2 separate regions of the Homo sapiens genome follow, and region 1 is linked to region 2. A link is an interaction called in ENCODE POLR2A ChIA-PET data of the cell type or tissue named here. Cell type or tissue: GM12878. All regions are shown on one strand. Each heading gives the region's core, and the rest is flanking DNA. Links, peaks and the distances in the headings are about the cores only. Region 1 overlaps RERE (arginine-glutamic acid dipeptide repeats). Region 2 overlaps RERE (arginine-glutamic acid dipeptide repeats).

What was found. ChIA-PET counts read pairs that join two places held together with the same protein. Peaks named below come from ENCODE experiments on the same cell type or tissue, not always from the same donor. Only the 100,000 strongest peaks of a DNase experiment are listed, where the experiment ranks them.
Region 1: POLR2A ChIA-PET joins it to region 2 with 5 read pairs; 2 of 35 experiments call an interaction of 5 or more read pairs at or near these places.

What each region holds. Positions count from the first base shown.
Region 1 is chr1:8,677,970-8,684,570 of GRCh38, reverse strand. All of the region lies in intron 1 of RERE (arginine-glutamic acid dipeptide repeats), which reads left to right. Among named protein-coding and RNA genes, the nearest start is that of RERE, 140 kb to the left of the region's middle. In GM12878, for the core only: no CTCF peak of the experiment used is centred there; no DNase peak of the experiment used is centred there; H3K4me3 peaks cover 505 bases; H3K27ac peaks cover 1,889 bases.
Region 2 is chr1:8,486,211-8,492,811 of GRCh38, reverse strand. All of the region lies in intron 10 of RERE (arginine-glutamic acid dipeptide repeats), which reads left to right. Among named protein-coding and RNA genes, the nearest start is that of SNORD128, 5.4 kb to the left of the region's middle. In GM12878, for the core only: no CTCF peak of the experiment used is centred there; no DNase peak of the experiment used is centred there.

The sequences.
Region 1 (6,601 bases), core at 1,271-5,270, 190 kb before region 2:
TGTTTTTAAATCTCTAGTTGAAATATGTTGGTTTTAAGCCCCCTTTTCCTGTGTCTGATACTTAGTGCTTCTGTAACAGTTGGTAAAATGATTTTATAAGCTTCCGTGTTTCAGCATTGATTCCATCATATGAGAGGAGGGCGGGGTTTTTTGTTTATGCCCAGGATTTTTTTTAATGATAAATTATTTCTTCTTTTATGACAGTGGCTTCATGATACTAGCTTTTCTAACAAAATTTCCTGTAATTAAAGTGGATATTTTAATATACCTAATTATTATTTGGTACATTGATTCATTGAAAATGTATTTGGTCATTGAAGCATTCTTTAAAATGAAGGCTTTTTGCACACCTTGAACCATGAAAAATTTGTCCTGCTTTAGCATGACTTTAAGTGGAAATTTTGTTTAGTATCTATCTTTAATTACTAAGATCCTTTTGGTGTGTTTTAATGCAATCATTTAAGGCCAGTGGTAAAAACCAAAAAAACTGGCATTTAACCTGTGAAGTAGTATTGTTAACCTGGCTTTGAAGGAAAACCTGTGATGTGAATTTATTTTTTAATTAAGATTAGGTTGTAATATCCCCAAGGAGTTGGTAGCTGTGCTTGATTGATTGATTGATTGATTTGAGATGGAGTTTCTCCCTTGTTGCCTGGGCTGGAGTGCAGTGGTGCCATTTTGGCTCAGTGCAACCTCCACCTCCCAGGTTCAAGCAATTCTCCTGCCTCAGTCTCCTGAGTAGCTGAGATTACAGGCATGCCCCACCCTGCCCGGCTTATTTTGTATTTTTAGTAGAGATGGGGTTTTGCCATGTTGGTGAGATTGGTTTCAAACTCCTGACCTCAGGTGATCCGCCCGCCTTGGCCTCCCAAAGTGCTGGGTTTACAGACCTGAGCCACTGCGCCTGGTCAATTTATTTTTTAAAAATAAAGTCATATAAATGCATATATTTTGTTTTTAATCTCTGCCATAAATGAATATTTTCTGTGTTTTATACCTTTATTGGTATTCTGTTAAAAGCAGCACCAGTAACTGTGGGGAACAGTTTTCCCTTAGACAGTCTACAGTGGATGGGTTGTAGAATTTCTGTGTGTCTCTGAAGAGGTTTTTGGAAAGGTGTCCCATCCCTCCCCGTCTTTTCTCTTTAGCAGGGTCCAGCCATTTCATTTCTTTAGTCTTTAAGTAGAATGATTAGATTCTACTAAGTGGTGCCCTTTTATGCCATTCTCAAGCAGAGAATTGGGGAAAAGATGAAGGAACAAGTCTGGAGGGAGGAGTGGGATTAAAAGGAAAACAAAAGGGTGAAGGTACATGTGTGGTATAGACTTGTAGGATTCCTAGGAGGATGGCTTGGCGTGAGGCTGGGCCTGCATCCTCTCCCCTTTGAATATTCCATTTTTGATGTTATTAATTCTTCAGGCATTTGGCATCTAAAATATGGATAATTTGTAACATTTGTTATATTTGGTTTTTGAAGCTTGATGATTATACTAATAGAATTTTTGAGTTCCATTCTTTTTTTTTTTTTTTTTTTTTTTTGGTAAAGACAGTGAGGCAGAGTTGGTAAATTATGGAGTCTAACTTCTGATTGGGGTCTTTGGGCTATACCAGTGTTTATTTTACCGAAGTATAGCATTGAGTAGTAGTTGTATTTCCCATCATTGAATCTGTTACCTTCACACTCAGATCCTTGATTGCTCTTTGGATTAAATTAAGGCATGCGAAAGAATCACTTGTCATTTCTAATAAAGACTGGGTTGAAAACCTGATTGAGGCTGGCATACCTGTGAAGTATGAGTCATCACTTGCCTAATTTTTATTCTGCATTATAGTACTAGAGCCGGCATTTCTTGTTAAACATTATTACATGCTTCACATTTCTAGGTATAGAGAAGTTCGTGAATTAGTATAGTTATTTTTATTGTGTAGGTAACAATTTTTACCACCTATACATTGGAAGGCTTATTACCAGTCCCTAGTGGACACTGAAATGTCAAAGAAATCAAGAAATACACTCATAAAACAAGACATGGTCCCAATCATTTTGAGAAAGTTTATGGTGGGTAAAACTGAACTGGACAGATAATTAATGTCATACAACAACAACAGTGCCCACAGGAAAGTTCCATTTAAACAATAAAACAAGCCACATAATATTTTCATAGTACCTCAGAACAGGAATTGGTTGTGTGGCTTAAGCAAATTCAAAGGCTGTGGTATTGATAAAGAGATTTATATTGAAATGTGAAGAATTTATTGTATCATGGAAAGAAATGAGATAGGATTTAGTTGAAATTATTAGTCATGAAATTATGAAGAATATAGAGCCTGACTTTGTTATAGACAGCCTATAATATAAAGAAGGGAACAAGTCCCATTTCACCTATTACTAAGCAGACTTCATCTCATGATACGACAGAGCTTCAGTACAGGTTGGGGGTGGTAAGCCTGGGTAGAGGAAGGCCAAAATCTGTCACTTAGCCAAAACAGGGTAGGTAGGGTTCAGAGTAAAGGAGATTATGATCAAAATAAGCCCTTAGTCTGATTAGGGCTTTGCATGGTTATGTTGAAATGAGAGTAGAATATACAAAAATATTTCTGGTGTGGAGTTTATTGTACTTAAGTGCTTATTTCTCAAACCCAGAACCAAGTTGACTTACTATATTTGCCCAGATCTCTCAATATGAATATTAGGATATAAAAGAATCAATTTCGCCTTCCATTCCTGTCCTACTTATTTAATGGCTACTCTTAAAATTTCAACTAAAGATTAAACTTCTTTATTTCTACTGGGATCTGTGGAAATCTGTGGTGATTGCGTTAGTACCTATTTCAGTTTAATTTCTTTGTTGATCTCTAGTATTATAGATAAATTTCATTTACTTTTTTTGATTTAGTTTAAGACTTGTGATATAGAACTTAAAGTGTTACCTAATCTCAATTTGTTGAGATGTTTAATAGCACACTTTAATCTGTGGCCAAATTTAGGTATTAATGATTTGAGGTTTCAACTCATATTTTGTATTTACAGGGGAAGTAGAACAGTATATATGGAATAATTAAGCTAAGTAAATATTTGCCTTTTGCCATGGTGTTCAGTGTTCTAAAGTCAAATATTTACGATAGAAATGAAAGCTTAGCTAAACTGAAAGCAAGCCATCTTACCTTTTAAGATGAATAGGTATGCTGTGGCTTCTAAAACCTCATTTTCAGAGCTCCTGACAAAAATATTAAGAGAAAGACTCCCCGGTTATTATACATAATTTAGTATATGAATAGTCCTATATGAGATCCTTATGATTTATTCCTTGTATATAAAATTTCTGAGTGGTTTGGTTTGGAGATGCCTGCACCAGTGAGAAAGTGGTAGGAGAATAGTAGCTTATTGTTGGCCGTTTCTCTCCTGCCCCCTGCCCCGTTTGTTTTATTTCTGAATGGTTTCAGTTTGCGTTTTCTGTAAGTTAGAAAAGACGAATGGTTTTAAAAGCCTAGGAAATTTGTTTCCCGGGACCTCGATGGTTTTACATGCTTTCTGACTCCCATTCTCCGGCTCTCCACTCAGGTGGTTGAGCCATTGGAAATTTTGACCTGTATTTAGCATTCGTAGAGGGCACTTGGTAATTTTTATTTTTGCAAGTATTCCTGCGAGATTGACCCATATTAGTGGTAAGCAGTTGTCTCAGTCCTTTGTATGTTTACCTGTCTCTTTCTCCCGGGCTATAGTGTTTTTCAATTTCCGACTCCCAGTCTGAGCTGAATGTGAACTGTGAAAGGGTGTGTAGCTTCTAAATTGGTAAGGTTTATTATACTCTGAAACGGAGTTGAGGAGGTACAATTCTTTTCCTTTAATCCTAGCTGAGTGCTTTCTTTTCTCTAAAGGACCCATTTAAACATAGATGTTACTTTTCAGTCTCTCTTTCCTTTTTACCCTGAAGCCCACAGTTCTGATTCTCATGCTTAAGAACTAAGATTTTCTCAGACTCCTCCTCTGTCTTCCTTCTTTTCCTTTCTTTCCCCCATCCATATGGCATTACGTCCTTGTTCTTGAATTGCTTCTTTCTGTTGTCAGAGTCCTTCTGGAAACATTTTCTATGGAATCCTCTCCATTCAAGCTAGAATTCCGGGCGAGAATTTGCTTTATACACCACACTACGTTTGCTTGCTTTCTCAGATTCAGAAGTGCTTTGGTTAGAAAGGAATAGTTGCCCACATTTTGGCCTCTTCTCATGGCAGATGGCTGACCTTTCCCCTCAGAGATCATTGGTACCTGGACTCAGAGGGCAGAAGGAAGTACTCCAGAGAAATGCAACTTATGCATATACTCAGATGTATTTTTTTTTCTTTTAGTGAAGTAATAACCAAAAAATCAGAATGATAATCACTGAACAGGTTTTTCTGGCTTTCTCCATTTTCCACCAGGTGTATAGGAAAAGGACATTGGTGTCACGTGACTGCCTTTCTTATGTGTACAGAATCTCTTGCACCCCTACCCGCTACCACCTTCCCCATACATCACTAAGAAAACAGCTATTCCATGATGATTATTTTGAAGGCAGTACCATAGTGTTGCATTATGGAAAAACGTGTGTAGTTTAAATTTTAGAGAATTTTATAAAACATCCCTGTGCAAGGTCATGAGTTCTTTCCCGCTTCCTCTCTTCCTGTGTATAAGCAGCCTGTGATAATTAACTTGAGTGGCAGATCACACCAGTGAAGTTCTCAGGGAGCGCTTGGAGATATTTCAATCATTCTTGAAAAATAAGTGATTGAAAACATGTGCTCCTAAAAGCTCTAGTTTTGTAGAAAACAGAACTCTGCCATCATCCTGTATTATAAATACGGAGGTAATTTATTGATTTTACAGAAATTGAAGCTTTGTTTTTATTATGAAGAAAAATGTGCAGCCTTCTGCCTACCCACATGACAATTGCATAGGGTTGGGAAATCCTCTGAGGGAGGGTAGACTTAAGATTGTACCCAGGCTGTCATTACATATAGCCTGTCTGCCAGAGACTCTAGGCCCTGATTTCAGAGTGATGGTATAATATGTTGAGTGAGTCAGAGAAGATCAGTGTGGAGAGGGGAATTTATAAAGGAAGAGTGCTGACGGTGTAAGATAATGGAACCTGTGATTCTAAAACTTGGCAGATGTGACTATGATAGATAAAGGTAGTGGAAAAAAATGGTTTCTTGCTCTTTTTTCCTCGGGTCACGTTGTGTAAATTGCTGAAGAAATGGAAGAATAAAGCCTTAGATTGCTATGGGACTGTCTCACTGTCTTTCCTAAGAAGAATTGTAATCTGTTGCCTTTGTGAGAGTCAAAGATAAAGTCCCCTGGGTTCATGTTTATGCATATTCTTGTACTTGAGGCTATTAGAGTTGATTAAAAGAGAGTGGCTTATTGAGGAAATGAGAATCTTAATATTTGTACTTACCATACATTTAGCTTTAGATCAGCACTGTGGAATAGAACTTTCAGTGGCAATGGAAATGTTCTGTGTCTGTGCTGTCCAGTGTGGTAGCTGCTAGCCACATGTAGCTAGTAAGCACCTGAAATGTGGCTAGTGTGACCTAGAAAGTACATTTTAAAAATTTTATTTAATTGAAATTTATTTAAATAGCCATGTAGATAGTGACTACTATACTGGACAGCATGGCCCTAGATTAAAGTTCTTAAGTGGGTCATATGGCTGTAAGAGGAATAATATCTGAGAGCATTCTCTTATGTCTAGACATTTTGTGGTTTTGTGGACACATGATTATTTCTACATTTTTTCTTTAGAGAAAGTTGGAATGGAAAGGGGAATGTAAAGACTATTAGCATGTGAGTTGGAGAGTTATAATTTACTTTTTGTATTTTTATTTTTATTTTTTTGGAGATGGAGTCTCGCTCTGTCGCCCAGGCTAGAGTGCAGTGGTACGATCTCGGCTCACTGCAACCTCCGCCTCCCTGCAACCTCCGCCTCCCTGCAACCTCCGCCTCCCAGGTTCAATCGATTCGGTTCCTGATTCTCCTGCCTCAGCTTCCCGAGTAGGGACTACAGGCGCGTGCCACCATGCCTGGCTAATTTTTTTTTTTTTTGTATTTTTAGTAGAGATGGGGTTTCACCATGTTAGCCAGGATGGTTTTGATCTCCTGACCTCGGGATTGCCCGCCTTGGCCTCCCAAAATGCTAGGATTATAGGCGTGAGCTACTGTGTCTGGCCCCATAATTTAATTTTTAAAACAAAAGACCCAAAAGTCGCCTGTTTTTTTTAAGTATTTAAGAAAAACGTTAATGAAAACCATATTGTTTTTACTTAAGAATCTGTGCCCTTTGATTATAAAAGAGGAAAGCTTGTTAGTGAATAATGAAAAATGAAATCTAATAAATTGATTTTATTCATGACCAAATATTTCATTACTTTCAGAGGTAAATGTGGCACAGTTCCTGTTCTCGTGGATCTGAACAGCAACCAGGAGACCATGCTTCTGCAGCCTGAGAAGGGTTGGCTTGGGAAACCAGGCTTCCGGAGGGCTGCAGGCCCTTTGGAGGGATATGAGGAGTCAAGGCAGGCTTCTTGAGTAGAACAAACAACTCTTCCTGTTAAGCAATACAAA
Region 2 (6,601 bases), core at 1,805-5,804:
TAGCTTCCCAAGAGCTGTAGCTGATATCATAGACGCCCACCATCATGCTTGACTAATTAAATAAAAATTTTTTTTGTCAAGATGAGGTCCCACTGTATTGCCCAGGCTGGTCTCGGACTCCTGGGCTCAAGTGATCCTCCTGCCTCGGCCTCCCAAAGTGCTGGGATTACAGGTGTGTGCCACTGCACCTGGCCTTTTTTTAAGTTTTATTTTTTTTGTAGAGACATCGTCTTACTTTGTTGCCAGGGCTGATTTCAAACTCCTGGTCTTAAGTAATCCTCCTGTCTCAGACTCCCAAAGTGCTAGGATTACAGGCATGGGCCACCATGTCTGGCCAGTTGTTCTCTGTATAAAAGCTTTGTGAAAAAAATCCTGCTTTCATAACTGTGCTATCAGTTGAATTTTGAATAATGAAGATCTTGCCATATTTAATTAAATGTCTATTTTTGGCACTTTCTTGAATGTATATGATTTATTCCCCTTTTTATTCCAAACTCTCTTAAGAATTCTGTAGACCATACTTCAGTATAGAAATCATTTTGGCTACTTTTGCCCATGGTTCTTTGTGGCAAGCTCCTTCTGAAGGTTTTGTTAGCACTCCCAGAGATTTTTTTGTTGTACAATTTTTCATTTTTATGACACTGAAACTCTTCAGACTAGCCTGACATGGCTCAGGTGTCTTAGGTTATGTGTACATATTTTGTGATGAATTGAAAAGTTATGTGCTGTTTTAATTTTTGTACTTCACTGTTGAACTGACTCCGAAAACTTCAGTTGCAAGCATTTTCCTAATGAAAAATGAATGAAAATATCCTGTGAGAGAAGTTACTGGGATTTTTTACTTCCCTAGAGTAATAGAAGATTTGAGCTGTGTTAAGTAATAAGTTAAAAAGATATATACATTGTTGTGTGGAAAGCATTTATTGTTTTCTTAGAGTATAGCATAGATTTAAAACAAGGTTAGGCATTTATCAGTTTAGAAGAAACCTGTGAGTAATTAGTGTATATTTCCTGCTTCCTAGGGCAACATAGAACTTAAATGAAATAGGCTATATGGCCACATTAAAGTGTGTTGAACATCCAGTAGGAGTATTTAAATACGAGTAAATTTAAATAAATCGTTTCATTTTTAAAACTGCAATTGGTTTAGAAAATTTTTGAGCTGTCAGTTCTTTTTTGTTTGTTTGTTTGTTTGAGGCAGGATCTTGCTCTGTTGCCCAGGCTGGAGTGCAGTGGTGGATCACGGCTCACTGCAGCCTTGACCTCCTGGGCTCAAGCAGTCCTCCCACCTCAGCCTCCAGAGTAGCTGGTACCATAGGTGTGCACTACCATGCCCAGCTGTTTTTCTTGTTTTGTTTTGTTTTTTGTTTTTGTTTTGAGATGGAGTTTTGCTCTTGTTGCCCAGGCTGGAGTGCAATGGCGCAATCTTGGCTCACCACAACCTCCCAGGTTCAAGCGATTCTCCTGCCTCAGCCTTCCGAGTAGCTGGGATTGCAGGCATGTGCCACCAAACCCGGCTAATTTTGTATTTTTAGTAGAGACAGGGTTTCGCCATGTTGGTCAGGCTGGTCTCGAACTCCCGATCTCAGGTGATTCACCTGCCTTGGCCTCCCAAAGTTCTGGGATTACAGGCGTGAGCCACTGCGCCTGGCCCAGCTGGTTATTTTTACTTGCAGAGATGATGTCTCACAATGTTGCCCAGAGCTATCAGTTCTTTATGACAATTATGTGGACCTATTTTTGAATCTAAGCTCTTAGATTACTTATTTTTATTCTGTTTTTTCTTCATTATTAACAAAAGAGATTGCTAGTGTGTAATTTTTGAAACAACTTATTGAGGTAAGATTTATGTATAATAAACTGCTCTGTTTCAAAGTAAAAAATTTGAGGGTTTTCAGATATATAAATCTGTGAAACTACTTATAAATCTGTGAAACTACTATAATGTCAAGATACAAAACATTTCCAACACCCCCAAAAGTTGCCTCATGGCCTCTTATAATCATTTTCTGCTTCCAGCCTCAGATAGCCATTGAAGTATCGTGTTTTCAATGTTTTTTTTATTTTTTTAAAATCATTTTGGAGTAGTTTGCATTTCGCGGAATGTTACAGGAATGGAATCATATTGTGTGACTTCTTTGGGCATAAGGATTTTGAGAGCCAGTTGTGTTTCATGTATCGATAGTTCATCCCCTTTTTATTGATAAGTATTCCCTTGTATGGATATGCATATTCACAATTTTTTCATATTCTTTAACCTTGTTAAACAACATTCTGGTTGTTTATAAGCTTTTGGCCATTATAAATAAAAGTTTTTTCAACATTGTTGTATGAGTCTTTATGTTGACATTTATCTTCAGTTCTCTCAGGTAAATACTTGGAGTGGCAGGATTGTTTGTACGTAGGAAGCTCTCTCAGAAACTGTCAAACAGGTTTCTTTTCTTTTCTTTTCTTTTTTTTTTTTTTTTGAGATGTTGCCCAGGCTGGAGTGCAGTGGTGCGATCTCGGCTCACTGCAACCTCCTCCTCCCAGGTTTAAGCAGTTCTCCTGCCTCAGCCTCCTGAGTAGCTACAGGCATGTGCCACCACGTCCAGCTAATTTTTTTGTATTTTTCGTAGAGACAGGATTTCACCACGTTGGCCAGGATGGTCTTGACCTCTTGACCTCGTGATCCGCCCGCCTTGGCCTCCCAAAGTGCTGGGATTACAGGCGTGAGCCACTGCGCCTGTTCTGTCAAACAGGTTTTTTTTTTTTTTTTGAGACAGAGTCTCGCTCTGTCGCCCAGGCTAGAGTGCAGTGAGTGGTGCGATCTACGCTTACTGCGAGCTCTGCCTCCCGGGTTCACGCCATTCTTCTGCCTCAGCCTCCCGAGTAGCTGGGACTACAGGCACTCGCCACCACGCCTGGCTAATTTTTTGTATTTTTAGTAGAGATGGGGTTTCACTGTGTTAGCCAGGATGATCTCGATCTCCTGACCTCGTGATCCTCCCACCTGGGCCTCCCGAAGTGCTGAGATTACAGGCGTGAGCCACTGCGCCCGGCCTACAGGTTTCTAAAGTGGTTCCAATTTAGATTCCCATCAGTAGTGTGTTATAATTTTACGTCTTTAGCATCTTCACCAAGACTTGGTGTTGTCAGTTATTTTTTTTTAAATTTTATCCATTTTAATGGATGTGTAGTCTGGTATCTCATTGAGGTTTTATTGGAATTTCCTAATTTAATAGGGTTGAGCATCTTTTCCTGTTTTATTGCCCATTTGTTTATCTTTTTTTGTGAAGCCTCTGTTCAAATAGTTTGTTTACTTAAAAAAATTTGTTTTACAATTTAGTTATAAGGATTGTTTGTTAATATTTCAGGTAGAAGTCCTTTGATATATGTATTGGGAATTATTTGTCCCATACCATGACTTTTTTTCATTCTTTTAAAAAAATTTTTTTTTCCTTTTTCTTTTTTTTTTTAAGTCTCACTTTGTCACCAAGGCTGGAGTACAGTAGAGTGATTATAGCTCACTGTAACCTCAAACTCCTGAGCTCAAGCAATCCTCCTGCCTCAACCTCCTGAGTACCTGGGACTACAGGCTACTACACCTGTCTAATTTTTTTTAGAGTTTTTGTTTGTTTGTTTGTTTCTTCTAGTGACAGGGCCTCACTATGTTTCCCAGGCTGGTCTAGAATGCCTGGCCTCAAGTGATCTTCCCACTTCAGCTTCCCAAAATGCCGGGATTAAGACATGAGCCACCGCACCTGGCCTGACTTTTTTTCCTTAATGTTGACTTTAATATATAGTTATGCTGAAGCTTAATAAGTCATTATTTTCCTTTTATGGTACTATCTCTGATTACTCCAAGATTACAAAGATTGTTTCTGTGCTTTATTCTAGAAGTTTTACTTCTTACATTTAGGTCTTTGATTCATTTTGAATTGTGATGCGTTAATTATGGAGTGAAAATTGATTTTCTTCCACACAGATACCTGTTGTTTGAACAATATTGGTTGGAAAAACTTTTCTCATTTGACTGCCTTGACATTGTTATTGAAAATCAGCTGCTTTTTTATGTTTGGATCTTTTTCTGGATTCTATTCTGTCTCATTGATCGTTATTAGGGCCTCTGTGTTTTGAATACTGTAGCTATATAGGAAGTCTTGACCTCAGGGGTGTCTTTCTGCTTTAAATGTGATTTTAAAGATTGCTTTGGCTATTTGAGGTAATTTCCATTTCCATGTAAATTTTAGAATCAGCCTTCCAGTTTCTAATTTTTAAAAAGTCTTGCAGGCGCAGTGGCTCACACCTATAATCCCAGCACTTTGGGAGGCCGAGGTGAGCGGATCGCCTGAGGTCAGGAGTTTGAGACCAGCCTGGCCAACATGGTGAAACCTCGTCTCTACTAAAAATATAAAAATTAGCCGGGCATGGTGGCACGTGCGTGTAATCTCAGCTATTCAGGAGGCTGAGGCAGGAGAATCACTTGAACCCGGGAGGCGGAGGTTACAGTCAGCCGAAACCGTGCCATTGCATTCTAGCCTGGGCAACAAGAGTGAAACTCTGTCTCAAAAAAATAATAATAATAAAAAATAAAAAGTCTGATGGAATTTTAATTGGGATTCTATTGAATTTATGGATCAGTTTGGGAAATACTGACATCCTAACAATATTGGATCTTCTAATCCATAAATACGATATTTCTCTATTTTTAAAGAAGTTGTCTTTGATTTTTTTTTTTTTTTTGATTAAAAAAAATTTAAAGAGGTCTTGCTATGTTGTTCAGTCTGGGCTTGAAGTCCTTGGCTCACGTGATCTCCTGCTTCAGCCTCCTGAGTAGCTGGGACTACAAGTGCATGCCACCATGCCCCGCTTTCTTTTACTTCTTACAATAAGATTTTTTGGGAATACAGATCTTACAACATTTTGTTAAATTTACTCCTAAGTATTTCCTGTTTGAGGATTCTGTTGTAACTAAAATTTTAATTTCTAAATGGTCTTCGATAGCATAGAAACACAATCAGTTTTTATATGTTGGCTTTTTTTGGTCCTGCTAAACATGTCGTGTGCAAATATAGTTTTACCTCTTCCTTTATGATCTATGTGTTTTATTTCTTTTTTGTGCTTTATTGCACTTCCTTGAACCTCTGCTATAATACTGAATAGAAGTGATGAGAGTGGACATTATCTTTCTAATCTTAGAAAGTTTTCAGTCATTTACTATTAAGTACAATGCAGTTTTTGTTGTATTTGTTTGTTTTGAGAAAGGGTCTATTGCCCAGGCTGGAGTGCAGTGTAGCAATCTTGAATCACTGCAGCCTTGACCTCCCAGACTCAAGTAATCCTCCTGTCTGAGCCTCCCAAGTAGCTAAGACTACAGGGTACACCATCATGCCCAGCTAATTGTAAAATTTTTTGTAGTGACGGGGTCTCACTATGTTGCCCAGCCTGGTCTCGAACTCCTGGGCCCAAGTGATCCTCCTCAGCTTCCCCAAATGCTGAGATTATAGGTGTAAGCCACTGCACCTGGCCTTTCTTTGTTTTTTTAATCAAGTTAGAATGATCTCTTATATATCCAGGTTGTTGAGTTTTTATTGTGAATGGGCATTGAATTTTGTCAGTTGCTTTGTTTTTCCTTCTGCATCTAATGAGATTATTATATGATTGTTATTCTTTATTTTGTTAATATAGTGAATTACATTGATTTCAAATATGAAGGAACTGTTTGTTCCTAGGATGAATCCTGCTTGGTCACTACGTACTATTGGATTCAATTTGCTAATAATTTGTTAAGGAATTTTACATTTGTGATCATGAGAGATACTGAGTTGTAGTCTTCCTTCTTTGTAATAAGGAGTTTGGTAATAAGAACTTTGGTTTTCATATCAGAGTAATACTCCCTCAAAAAATTAGTTGGGAAATCGTTCTTCCTGTTCTGTTTTCTTAAGATGTTTATGAAAGATTGATATTACTTTCTACATCAAATGTTTGCCAGAATTCACAGTTTAGCCATCTAAATTTTTTTATATAGAAAGTGCTTTTTTTCTTTTCTTTCTTTTCTTTTTTTTTTTTTTTTTAAGATGGACTCCACGTTGCCAAGGCTGGTAATTTGTTTCCTCTTGATCAATATAAAGACGTTTCAACATTATTGATCTCTTTAGAGTTTGGTTTTATTATTTTTTCCCGTTTGTTTTATATTTCATTGGTTTCTGTTCGTTATTAATTTTTTTCTACCTATTTGGGGTTTAATTTGATCATTTTCCTCCTAGCTTTCTAAAGTGGGATGTTAAATAGCTGATTTTACCACAAATTTTGATTTGTTGTGATCTATTATTCTGTTCAAAAATGTTTTGAATTTTTTGGTGATTTCTTTGACCCATGAATTATTTAGTACTAAATTCCTTAATTTCCAGATACTTGGGGCTTCTCTAAGTTTTATTTTTTGGAATGTTATTGATTTCTAATTTAATTTAATTCAGTGGTCAAAGAGTACTCAGTAACATTTCAGTATTTTGAAATCTTTTGAGCCTTGTTTCTTGGCTGAGCATGTGATGTGTCTTGGTTCATGTTTCATGTGTACTTGCCATCAACTTGCTCTCTGTAGTTACTGGGTGTGCTGTTA